3 separate regions of the Mus musculus genome follow, and regions 1 and 2 are each linked to region 3. A link is a contact called in ENCODE Hi-C or POLR2A ChIA-PET data. All regions are on one chromosome and are shown on one strand. Each heading gives the region's core, a stretch centred on a gene start or an enhancer-like site at or near the end of the contact. The rest is flanking DNA. Distances are from core to core; before and after follow the strand shown. Region 1 holds the start of Rps16 (ribosomal protein S16). Region 2 holds the start of Hnrnpl (heterogeneous nuclear ribonucleoprotein L). Region 3 holds the start of Pak4 (p21 (RAC1) activated kinase 4).

Region 1 (3,771 bases), core at 1,235-3,734, 250 kb after region 3:
ATAAAGGCCAGAGAGGATTAAATGTGGTGGTCCACGCCTTTATTCCCAGCACTCGTGAATCAGAAGGAGGCACAGCTCTGGAGTCGATATAGTTGAGTTCTAGGATAGCCAGGGGCCAAGAAAAACCAGGTCTTTAAAAAAAAAAATAGGGGCCAGGCATGGTGGCGTACACCTTTTATCCCAGCACTCCGGAGGCAGAGGCAGATGGATTTCTGAGTTCAAGGCCAGCCTGGTCTACAAAGTGAGTTCCAGGACAGTCAGGGCTACACAGAGAAACCCTGTCTCGAAAAACAAAAAAAAAAACAAACAAAAAAGTAAAAATAAATAAATAAATAAGCAAGCAAGCGTATACACACAAAAACAGAGCTCAAATGCTCTGGAAGGCAGCCATTACTCCTTAGTGCCACTTACTAAGGGAGTTTCTTGCACTGTCCAACCACACTAATACTACAAAAAGAGACCAACACAAAAACAGGAACGTTAAAATCCTAGGATGTTTATTACAAAGGTAAACCCCGATCCTTGAGATGGGCTTATCGGTAGGATTTCTGGTATCGGGCACGGGCACCAGGACCTCCAAACTTTTTGGATTCGCAGCGACGGGGGTCAGCTACAAGCAGGGTCCGATCGTATTGGATGAGGATATCTTTGATCTCCTTCTTGGAGGCTTCATCCACATCTGGAGATTAATAGACAAGACCTTTAGTTTGGTCCTACCACATAGCCCACCCGCCATGAAATGAAAGACCAGCTCTCACTCACATTTTTGGTAATAAGCTACCAGGGCCTTTGAGATGGACTGTCGGATGGCTGCAAGACACAATGACCAAAAAGCTTAGTGAAGACCCAGTCCTTCCAGGAGCTGCCTCACACCCATAGGCTTAGATCCTGAGACTTACCATAAATTTGGGCCACATGTCCACCACCCTTCACACGGACCCGAATATCCACACCAGCAAATCGCTCCTTGCCCAGAAGCAAAACAGGCTCCAGTAACTAGAGAAATGGGAAAATATGGGGTTAGGGAGTTAAGTCATACCCTGACTTAACCACTCTCCATGGACATTCATCATCTCCCTTTGTGTGGTTCCCACCATCACCAGAATCAAGGAGGCAGCCTATCCTAGGATCCCTGTGCCCCTCAGAGTCCCATGTATATGTGCCCATAGAGACCAGAAGAGGGCCTGAGACACCGAGGAGCTGGAATCATGGAGTGACAGGCAACTATGAACTTCCCCAAACAGGAAGCAAGGTCAGACAGGTCCACTGTTCTCACAGTGGTCATTCCATCTTCTCTTTGGATCAAATTTGTCCAATACCTAGGACCAGTCTATCCAGAAGCTCCCCGAGTGGCAGGCCTAGAGCCACCTCCATCACTGGTGTTGGCCCAATTCACAACACAGGGTACACACACCAATCGTTCAAATAAACTGACAGACTGTCCTTTTTAGTCACCTGACAGACTTGGATTAGACTAAGCACGGGGGTCTAGTGGCATTAACATCAACACTACCATTAGAATGCATTGTCTGCAAGGTATGATATTCCTTCTTACATGTACCAAAACTCATACAACAATGAGTTCTGGGTTGCAAAAGAGGATTTGTTCTTGCACTTGTTTTCCAGTTTTTGCCCACTAGTTCAACAAAAACCCATACAAGTGCTACCAATGTTAGACTTCAGAGGACTCCTATTGTATTTTTCAAGGTTCCACGTTGTAGCCCCATGCTGACCTAAACGGCGGCGCTTTGGATTCGTAACTCGTAGTATGCTATCCTCCAAGGAGCTAGGAGTATACACATGAGCTGTAAACTCATACTTCTAGACCAGAAATCGTCAATTAGGTCGGATACACTGTGCTATTCTCCTGGCCACGGGCCCCTCGCATCTGGAGAGCTTCGAGGTTATAGAATAGGCCACGTTTTCATGTATTTTACCAGCTCCGACTTCATCTTTCCCGAGCCCAGGTTAAGGTCTACCGCGAGGTAAGCCATCCTCCTTCCCCCACCTCAACTCCCTATCATCCCGGGGCCTTCCCTTCCGTCTCGCCACCCGGACGCCCATGCCCGACCCCAACACCTTGTACTGCAGCGTGCGCGGCTCGATCATCTCCAGGGGACGTCCGTTCACCTTGATGAGCCCATTTCCCCGTTTGCAGTGGGCCACAGCCGTGGCTGTTTTCTGTGAAGGGCGAGGGAGACGGCGGGGCCGTGTGAGCGCGGGACCCTGGCTCAGCGGGCCCCAGCTCATCATGTCACCCAGCCAGGGCCTTCTCACCCCCCTCCCCACCCCCACCTCTTTCTATGCCGCCCCTGGCACACCTTGCGTCCGAAGACCTGCACGGACTGCAGCGGACCCTTGGACGGCATAGCTCCGAGCACAAGCACGAGCTCCACACCGCGCAGCGCCGCGACCGGAAAAGGGAAGCGCGGGGCCAACCCAGCCGATTTTTCAGGGTCTGCGCAGGCGCATTGAGTGCTACGTCACGACAGAAGCGGGCTTTACGGCTGACGTCGAAGCCTGAGAGGGGACGTGTGAATTGCGGCGGGAACGCCTTCAGGCAAGGGAGGGGGCGGTGTCGGAGGGGAAGGGGCGGAGCTGTGCGGGACCCGGAGGGTGGGGACTCCGTCCAGAACTCGGAAGATGGGGCTGGCCTCCTTTTTCCATTGCTTTTCCGCAGCCTTGGTCTTGACTTTCGGCCAGTTCTTATAGACATTCCTGCTCTTCGATGCTCTCCTTCGGCGCTTCTCCAGGCCGATTCTCACCCTCTTCCTCCCACCCTTTCCCAGGATCCCCATCCCATCGGAGTCTTCCCGCATCCACTATGCTAAGTCAAGCTGGCTTTTCAGAATCTTGCCTCCAGAACCCTCTTTCCTAGCCCTTACGATCCCCCGTCGCGAATCAGCCTTTCACCAGAATTGCCTTCCTCTTCTTCCCAGGAAACCTGACCCCTTAAAAGCCCTTTCCAGCGCTCTCCTAAATAAACTTCTCTTGCCTTCTGGTTGTGCCTTATATACGTTTTTTTTCCTCACAGACTCGGGCCTTCGCCTGCTTTCGCTGCCAAAATTAACTACCTCTTTGGTGGCTCCTCTCCCCAGCAACTGCTCCAGGGACATTGTTCTCCCAGCTTGACCCTCCCCTAGAGAACTACCCTCAGGACCTGTCTTCAGGGCAGTTATCTTAGATCATTATCCAGAATCCTCCAAGTAGCCTTGTTTTAAGATTTAATACTTTTTTCGAGGGCAGGTTCCCGAGGGAGGCCTCCAATCTCCTTGGAAATGTAGTTACAGGGTGTCTGAGCCACACCCAACTTGTGTACCTGTAACCAAACTCAGGTCCTCTCTAGGAAAAGCAGTTAGTGCTTTTAACCACCATCTTTCCAACTTCCAAGTGACCGTAATGCTCCTCTAAACCCTCCGCTCTATGTGTTTACTCCACAGAATTCTCCAGCCTACCAACCTGAGGAAAACCAGCTTTTAACTTTTCCATAGTACCCACCCCAGAATTGTTCTAAGTCACTGGGCAACAGCTTCTCAGGATTGCCTCAGTTTCTCTTGCAGCACAGGGTGTGGAGGACATTAAGGGATGTGGAGACATTTGGAAGGCAGAGTTGTCAACAAAAAGACTAGGTATGGTCATGTGCACCTGTAACACTAACACTTGGAAGGAGGAGGAAGGGTCAGGAGGAATCCCGACGCCATCCTCTCCTCATTATGAATATCTGGCCAGCCTGGGCTACATGTGACCCTGCTTCAGAAAGAAAAGAAACTA
Region 2 (3,856 bases), core at 245-2,744, 210 kb before region 3:
ATTTACCCAGTGTCTTTCCTGCTTTGTAAAGGGAGTCCATAAAAGTCCCCATCTCAGAGGACCAACACCGAATGTGAGGTACCTCTCACCTTAAATGATTAGGGTGGGGGTAAGGCTCACCACACAGCCCATGAGATGTTCGGAGAACAACCTTTTGGAGTCTGTTCTCTCCTTCCACCTCATGGGCTCCCGTTGTCTAGCTTGGCAGTTAACTTACCAGACTCAACTAAAATGTCTTCCAAATCCTTGAGAAACCTAACACTGTAACAACAGGGAGAAGCTGATAAATGCATGAGCAGCAGCCTCATCAAGAGGGCACTGTTTGTTTGGCTTTTTGATAAGTCTCACAGCCTTGTCTGTCCTGGAATTAACTATGCATAAGAGGCTGGCCTCAAACCAAAGAGATTAAAGGCCTGTGACTCCGTGCCCACCGGAAGGACTTTAATAATAAACTTTTAAAAGGAATGCAAACTGCATCCTAACCCAGACACCATAATTGTGACCTTCAGAAGACTAAATAGGCTGAAAGACTCTATGCATAGCCACAGGACCATAATACAGTTTAGTTTATAAATGCCCCAATCCTGGAGCCCTAAGCAAATCGAGTGATAATTTCTAAGCTTGGCTCAATTCCCAAAGTTAAATCTGCCTTTCACAAATCGTCTTCCGTTTTTCAATGCACACAGTAAAAGAAGTTAAACAGTTTAATCTGGGCATTATAATTTTATAATTTCATCAAGTGAACTTCTATATGGAAACGACCATGATTAAAACTGCGACGGGGCGACTCGGTCAGGCCACCGCCCACCCGCTTCCCGCTCGCTGGCTGTGGTTGTAGAAACGCGCTTGCGCATAGGGACACGGAAAGAAGAGGAAAAAAAAAAAGATAAAGAAGTGAGGAGAAAAAAAAAAAACGGCCCGACCGCGTGCCTAGGCCCCCCACATGCCGGCCCGCGGCGCCTGCGCAGTGCGGTGCCTGCAGAGCCAGCCGCTTCCTCCGCCCCCTCAAGCCCCGCTTCGGATTGTGCGCACGCGCAAGCGCCTGTCCTCGCGCAAACCCCGCCGTTTGCCCAACGCCTGCCCCTCCCCCACCCACCAAAAAAGCGCGAGGGCTGCAGCGCCTGCGCAGAGATTTTTCCCCCCTGTGAAAAATAAATAGCTTTTTAAAGTACGAAATTTCCCCTTCCTTCCGGGAGTCTAAAGCCCCAGCCTCACCCCGCCGCCGCCGCCCGCCGCCCCGGAGCCTCCGCCGCCGCCGCCTCCGTGCTGGTCGCCGGCGTTTTCAGTCTTCAGCCGTTTAGGGGCTCGGCCTCCCTCGTTGCCGCCGCCGTAATAGCGACCACCGCCACCTCCGCCGCCCGCAGCCGCCATCTTCACCATCGCTCCCGCCCGCCTCAGCTGCTCGTCCGGCTGCTGCCTCTGCTCGAGCCGCCGACGCCGCTTCTCCGCCCGGGGCAGCAGCCTCCGCGACATGGCGGCGCAGAACCCGCCTCCCCCCGCCTCTCATTGGGGGAGGGACACGCCCGTCACTCGCCGCCCCCACCCGATAGGGGGAGCCACTGGCCCTATCTTGGGGGGAGGGGAAGTTTCCTCACGGTTCATTTCTATTGGATAGGACGCATGCCGTTCTATTGGAAAGACCGCCTCTGTTCGCCAATCGCACTCCTTATAGGTGAACGCTTCTTGCCAGTCATTCCGCCAGGCCCCACCTCCTTAAAATAAACTCTGATTTAATAGGCCAGATTTTTGGGATCGCTCCGCCTTCCCACAAACAGTAAATGGAAGTGGGCCTCCGAAGCTCCGCCTCCTTCCCGCTCTCATTGGTTTCCTAGCTAATCGGTCACTCTGAAATCCTTGCGTTTCCCAGTCACAACGACCATCTTCCCGCGCCACTCCGCTGGGATACAAGAAAGGCCTTCCCTTCTGTGTTCCTACAATTGTTCCCCCAGGTGCCCGTCTCGTACGTCAACACTCGATTGGTCAATGAAGAGTGGAAAGAATGCCCTATTGCCAGATGGTATAGGACGACTGATAGCTTCTGATTGGTGAAAAAGGAGAGCCCGTAGGCTCTCTGTGGCGCAATCTAGGAACCGGTCCCGAGAGAGCGCATGCGCTCCTGTACTTTTGGGGGGGGGGGGGGGCTTCAATAGAAGAGGTGACTTTAAGGGATACAACTACTCGAGTACCCGAACGGTCTTTCGCGCGTCTGTTGTTTGCAAGCTCCGGAAGTCTAGAGCAAGACAACAATTTGCAGCAGCTATAACCCATTAGAACGTTTACTTCACCTCTACCCTATCCTAAGCTGGAGGTTATTATTTTTAAAAGAACCTTCAAATCTGAGCACTTCTCACTAATAAAACACTCATTGATTGCCATGTGACTTTGGACCCTGGCAGGCACCGTCATTTCACTCTAAATTCAGTCATGGTGGTAGATCTTTATAGTTCAACTCGGTTCGCACTTGGCAACTGAGCACCCTGCGTCCTCCAGAGTGCTCTGTGGCTTAGACTCGCTACTTGGAGACTGCTCTGAAGCGATTGTCTCCTCCCAGGGTCCTGCGAAGCCCGAGAGCTGCAACGCCGACAAGTGCCCGCCGGGGAGCAAGCAGACAGGGAACGTACTGACGGAGGATCCGGATCCCGACCACAGACCCGTCCAGAGGCTTTATGGGGAAACTAGGGAGTCAAGAAGACTCTGGGATGTAGCTCAGCAATGGAACGCTTGCCTAGCACAGACAAGGCGCGTATCTACCCCCACCCCCACCACACGCACGCGCGCGCGCGCACACACACACACACACACACACACACGTCTTGAGACGGTGTAAGACTCACAGGCCGCTTCAAAACGTGCTGTGACACCTTTCCACCAGGTCATTCCCAAAGCGGATATCCGCTTGGTACTAAGTTTGAAATGTGAGTAAAGGCTCAGAGAACAGAACCCCGGGTGTTGGGATAAGTTTTAAGCATGGCGTAGTGGTTGCAAGCCTGTAATGCAGCGCTCTGGAGGCAGGATTGCCTTGAGTTCAGGGCTACCCTGGGATACAAAGGGATTCTCCTAATTAAAAAAGTTTGGAAGCGGTGGAGGCTGGTGAGGATATAAATGGATCTCCAGCCATTTCACTGGACACAGACACTCCAAAGAAGGCCCTCCCAACATGGGGTACGCCGCCAAGGCGTAGCAGGTGACGCACGGGGGGCGGGGAGGCGGCGCTCCCGCAGAAGGGCGGGGTCCCGCGTCTACGTCAGAGACGGTAGTGGGGGAGGGGAACGGGAGGTCTCCTATCCTCCCCCGCGCGGGTCCCGTATGCCCCTCATTCGGGCGTGCTGTCCGCACTAGGCTAAACCCTGTACGGTGCAAGCGGCTCGTAGACTACTCACGCCTGGGGCAGCTACTGGTGCCCACGCCCGTGCCCGCTGCTCCCGCAGCCTGTCCCCCGCCCTCCCGCCGGCGCAGCGACGTGCGTCCCGCAGGTCCCCCCACGCCCCCACATCCCTCCCCGACCCCTTGGCCCTGTCCCCTACCAGCTCGGCGGCGAGCTTGGCCGGCCGTCCGGGATCGAAAAGAGCAGACACTGGGAAGTTTTGGGGGAGGGAGGGGCGGACCTTAAAGGGACCACGACCTCTTTTCACTGGGGGAAAGGGGGCACTGAGGAAGATAACCGAGTCTGGAACGGAATGGGAAGAACGTTGAGCGGCTGTGTTGTTTGAGCTCCGCATTCTTGCTCACCCTCTGTCCCACTTTCCACCCTAGCCAGGAAAATAAGTCCTCCAGTCGCTTGCGGTTTACGTGGCAGTTTTCTCCATTTGCCGAGTGTTTGGAAGATAAATGTAGACATGTTTGTTGTACAGATGGG
Region 3 (3,892 bases), core at 765-3,264:
GAGAACACACACACGCAGAGGGGTACACACACACACACACACACACACACACACACACAGAGGGATGGGGAATATTTCTTTAAACCTACTTATTTTTCTGGGGTGGGGAATAATTATTTATTTTATTTTTTATTCTTTGGTTTTTCGAGACAGGGTTTCTCTGTATAGCCCTGGCTGTCCTAGAACTCACTCTGTAGACCAGGCTGGCCTCGAACTCAGAAATCCGCCTGCCTCTGCCTCCTGAGTGCTGGGATTAAAGGCGTGCACCACCACTGCCCAGCGGGAATAATTTTTAAATTTATTTACTCTTCTTTCATACATTACTTCTCAACTGCAGTGTCCCATCCCTCCACTCCTTCCAGTTCTCCCCATAAATCGTTTTTTTAAGATATATATTTCAGACCATTCTTCCAGGCATGGTAAGGAGACACGTGCCTGTAATCCCAGTGCTAAAAGACTCTCTTAGTGCATCGGAGGCCTTGAGTTCAAGTGGACATAAGCTGAAGGGAGAGATAGGGATGATGGGGAGAAAAGAAGGCAAGCAGAGACCTGAACCGCAGCCCTTCATTCATTCTTGGTTTGCACATGTTAACAGAATGCCTGCGGTGTGCCTGGCAGTGTGCAGGTGAAGCACACAGGCAAGCATCATTTAAGTGAATCTTTGGAGGGTGGAATTACCTTTTAGTCAGCCACCCCTTTTATAAATATGTACTGAGCATTTACATACCAATAATATCAAGGCTCTGGCTACGAGCAAAAAGCATAGTTCAAGGTCAGCCTGGGCTACGTCCTGAGACCCTGTCTCACGAAACCAAAACCAGCCAGCCAAACACAAAACCACAGGCGGCAAAGGAAAGGAAGCTTTGCCAGAAGCTGGCAAAGGATTTAATAGCACAAGGTAGGACATTTTGCCCCTTAGAGAACATAATGTTTGAGGAAAAACCCAAAGGAACCCTGGGAGTCAGGAGGATGCTTAAAGAAGAGAATCTTCCAGACAGAAGAAAAAGCCCGTGAAAAGAACCAGAGAAAGCCTGTTTGGGAAAACCTGTAGCCTCAGTCTCCCAAGGGGCTCAGCTGGGGAAAGCATTTGCCTAGAATTCTCTAGGGCCGGGGACTTCCCTAGTACTACTGCTTGCCTGTCCTGTATAAAAGCCCTAAGTTCAGTGTCTGATACCCAAATAAACAAATAAAACCCTCAAAATCCTTGATGAGAAAGCATTTTTAAATTTTTCAGTAAGACCTAATGAACCCATAGGTGGAAGGGTGTATTAGTTTATGGGCTTTGTTTCCGCTGTGTTTTCCATTTTGATTAATTTAAAAACACTTAATTACACTTATCCCTCTATTTTATGTCTATGGCTCTCTTGTGGAGGCTACAGATCAACTCCTGGGAATCAGTTCTACCGTGTGGGTCCAGGAGATCAAACTTCAGGCTCGGCAACAAGCGCCTTCTATCCACTGATGCATCTCACACACTCGTGATTGACTGACTTAAAAAAAAAAAAACTTATTTAAAAGATTAAGATCAAATAGTGTCAGATTTCCAGATTCGGACAGAGCTTCATTCAAAACTTGCTTTCAGTAGTCATAAACCAACTAGCATCCTATTAGCTTGTTTACCTGTAAAATGGGTGTTACAACAACAGGGTTGTGTTAACAGTTTACAGCAGAACTAGTCGCGTGCTAACAAAGGCATAATAAGTGCTTAAGAACTGTTTCTGGCCTTTATGTTCTCGTATTCCACTTTACTTTTTTGGGAGCCCGTGGGACTCTGCCACGCGAAAGTCGTTATTTCCCCTTTAAGAGGCGGAGTGGGCGGGGAGTCAACGATCCCGCACCTTTTCAAAACTTCCCAATCTCTGCTCTTCATTCTCCACCTAGCGGTCTCCGATTGGGCCACTCGCACCAATCAGTGGTTTTAGGGAACCCTGCCCGGCTCGCTGCCCCGCCTCCGAGTAGGCCCCGCCCATCACCCGGTCAGCTCCGTTGCCATGGGGACTAGTGGGCGGCGAGGAGTAGGGGAGGCCCCGGATGTTCATTGGGGATTCAACATGGCGGCGGCAGTAGCCGCGGCGGCGGCGGCGCGAGACCGCTGAGGGCGGTACGCGGGCACAGAGTTCTGGGCCAGGCAGCTAGGCCGCGAGCGACCGCGGCGCCAAGCCGGTAGGTTAGGGGGTTACCGTGCAAGGGGTTTGTGGCTGGGGGCGGGTGGGTCTGGGCACGCGCCGTGGGAGAGCGGTTATTCGGAAGGGGGCGGGGCCGGTCGGGTCAAAGTTCACTCTTGGAGGGGAGGGTCGCGTGGAAAAGGGTCGCGGGCCCAAAAATGAGGGAAAGGGGAGGGGACTGTCGCGACCAGTGGTTAGACCGGTGGAGGGGGCGTGGCCGGGTTTGAAATTTGTGCAAAGTTTGGAATACTAAGTGGGGGCGCATAGGAGGGGCTCGGAACGGGTCTCATAAAAGGGGGCGCTCAGAGTAACTTAAGAAGAGGGTGTGTCTGTCAGGGCTGGAGGTCACAACCTAGAGAAGTGGGCGGCTGCCCGGTCAAAGATTTAAAAGCCTCAACCGGAGGAGGAGGAGGAGGTGCTTGAGTTTTAGGTTTTGGGGGGGTGTCTGAGACAGCCCTTAGGTAGAAGGTACGAAGATAAAAATCTGACGGGTGAAGATGTTCTGGGAGGGCCAGAAACTAAAAACTCAAGTGGGGCACGTGCGGTGAGGAGGGGGACCAGGGACATCTAACAGAGCCTTCGAAAGTGTGTCCTGGTGTGTGTGGTGGGAGGAGAAGGGGAGCCCCTTCCCACTGATAATGAAGGCCACACACTGATAAAACACTGATGATAGGCTGGGCTTCCCTCTCCGCGTTAAAGCTCTGTGTATGTACTCATTTAGCGCGCAGTACAGCATCACTGGAGCCAAAGCTGTTATTAAGAAGCTAAGTGATTTGCCCCAGGTCAGCTAATGAAGTAAGGTGAGCAGCTGGGATTCCAGCTCCGGAGCTCTGTCCCAGAGTGCTTCTGTCTCCTGCTGCCTTTCACAAAATCTTGGTGCTGGTAAATGTTTAACGAGAGAGCGCGAGCGAGAGAGCGCGAGCGAGAGAGCGCGAGCGAGCGAGCGCACCGTGTATGCCTGGTCTTGTTTCATCCCTTATCTTGTGAGATGGGTGAGTTGGGTGTTAGAGAACACCCCTGTTTTCCAGGTAGAAAAAGTAATGCCAAGAAAGCTTTGTTAAGAGAAAGGAGCTTTGGTCTGCTACCTGCCACAGGGTCCACTTCCCAGGAGGTCTGTTCCTGGAAGCCACTCCCTGGGTGGGAACAGAGTGTCTGTTTAGCCTCCTTGGAAGGGTGTGACCTGGGAGGGGAGGTTCCACTGGGCCTATGGGAGTGGCATGCTGGTGGGTGGCCCAGAGTCCAGTGAGCCTCTGATTGGGTGGGTGTGACCTTAGGCGCTCTCTATTCCTGACACCACAAGCTCTCCCTGTGGCCTTCAGTGGTTCCCAAACGCTTTACAGTTTGAGCCTTGGTCCTCCTTCCAGGGTTTTGACCTCCTGTCAGCCATCTTTCCACTTCTCTCACTCATGCTTAGCCAACCGTGGGCAGCTCTTGGCTTTGCTTTCTTTGGCCTCCATGGGAGAGCCCATTCTGCCTTCTCCCGGTTCTTGGGGCCATATGCACTCCTGCTGGATTCTGGGCGCTTCTGGAGCATCAGCTGGCCGCAGAGTGTCTGTGTGTGTGTGTGTGTGGGGGGGTGTCCTCAGATACTGTAGCAAGGGGACAAGAGGCACTCAGCCCTACCCTCAATGCCTGCTTGGTCACTCCCATAGGAGCGTACTAAGACCAGCCCTCAGCCAAGGACACTGAGCCTAAATGGAGCAGGGACAGGGAGAGTGCCTGTATAT

Evidence for each region. A loop is a pair of places that touch in the nucleus more often than their neighbours do. ChIA-PET counts read pairs that join two places held with the same protein, here RNA polymerase II (POLR2A).
Region 1: POLR2A ChIA-PET joins it to region 3 with 15 read pairs in embryonic stem cell. The contact joins the promoter of Rps16 here to the promoter of Pak4 in region 3. A Hi-C loop is called at or near these places in 1 of 37 maps with a recorded cell type or tissue (T-helper 17 cell). POLR2A ChIA-PET finds 5 or more read pairs at or near these places in 3 of 5 experiments (Patski and embryonic stem cell).
Region 2: POLR2A ChIA-PET joins it to region 3 with 12 read pairs in embryonic stem cell. The contact joins the promoter of Hnrnpl here to the promoter of Pak4 in region 3. POLR2A ChIA-PET finds 5 or more read pairs at or near these places in 4 of 5 experiments (Patski and embryonic stem cell).

Annotation. Positions count from the first base shown.
Region 1 is chr7:28,349,402-28,353,172 of GRCm38, reverse strand. It overlaps Rps16 (ribosomal protein S16), which reads right to left and starts at 2,484. Exons shown (of 5, transcript NM_013647.2): 1 at 2,322-2,484; 2 at 2,080-2,181; 3 at 900-996; 4 at 763-810; 5 at 475-679. The coding sequence starts at 2,369. The coding sequence ends at 534. It overlaps AF357399 (snoRNA AF357399), which reads right to left and starts at 1,633; the gene lies at 1,540-1,633.
Region 2 is chr7:28,808,528-28,812,383 of GRCm38, reverse strand. It overlaps Hnrnpl (heterogeneous nuclear ribonucleoprotein L), which reads right to left and starts at 1,494. Exons shown (of 13, transcript NM_177301.5): 1 at 1,216-1,494. The coding sequence starts at 1,473.
Region 3 is chr7:28,596,306-28,600,197 of GRCm38, reverse strand. Pak4 (p21 (RAC1) activated kinase 4) reads left to right here and starts at 2,014. Exons shown (of 10, transcript NM_027470.3): 1 at 2,014-2,163.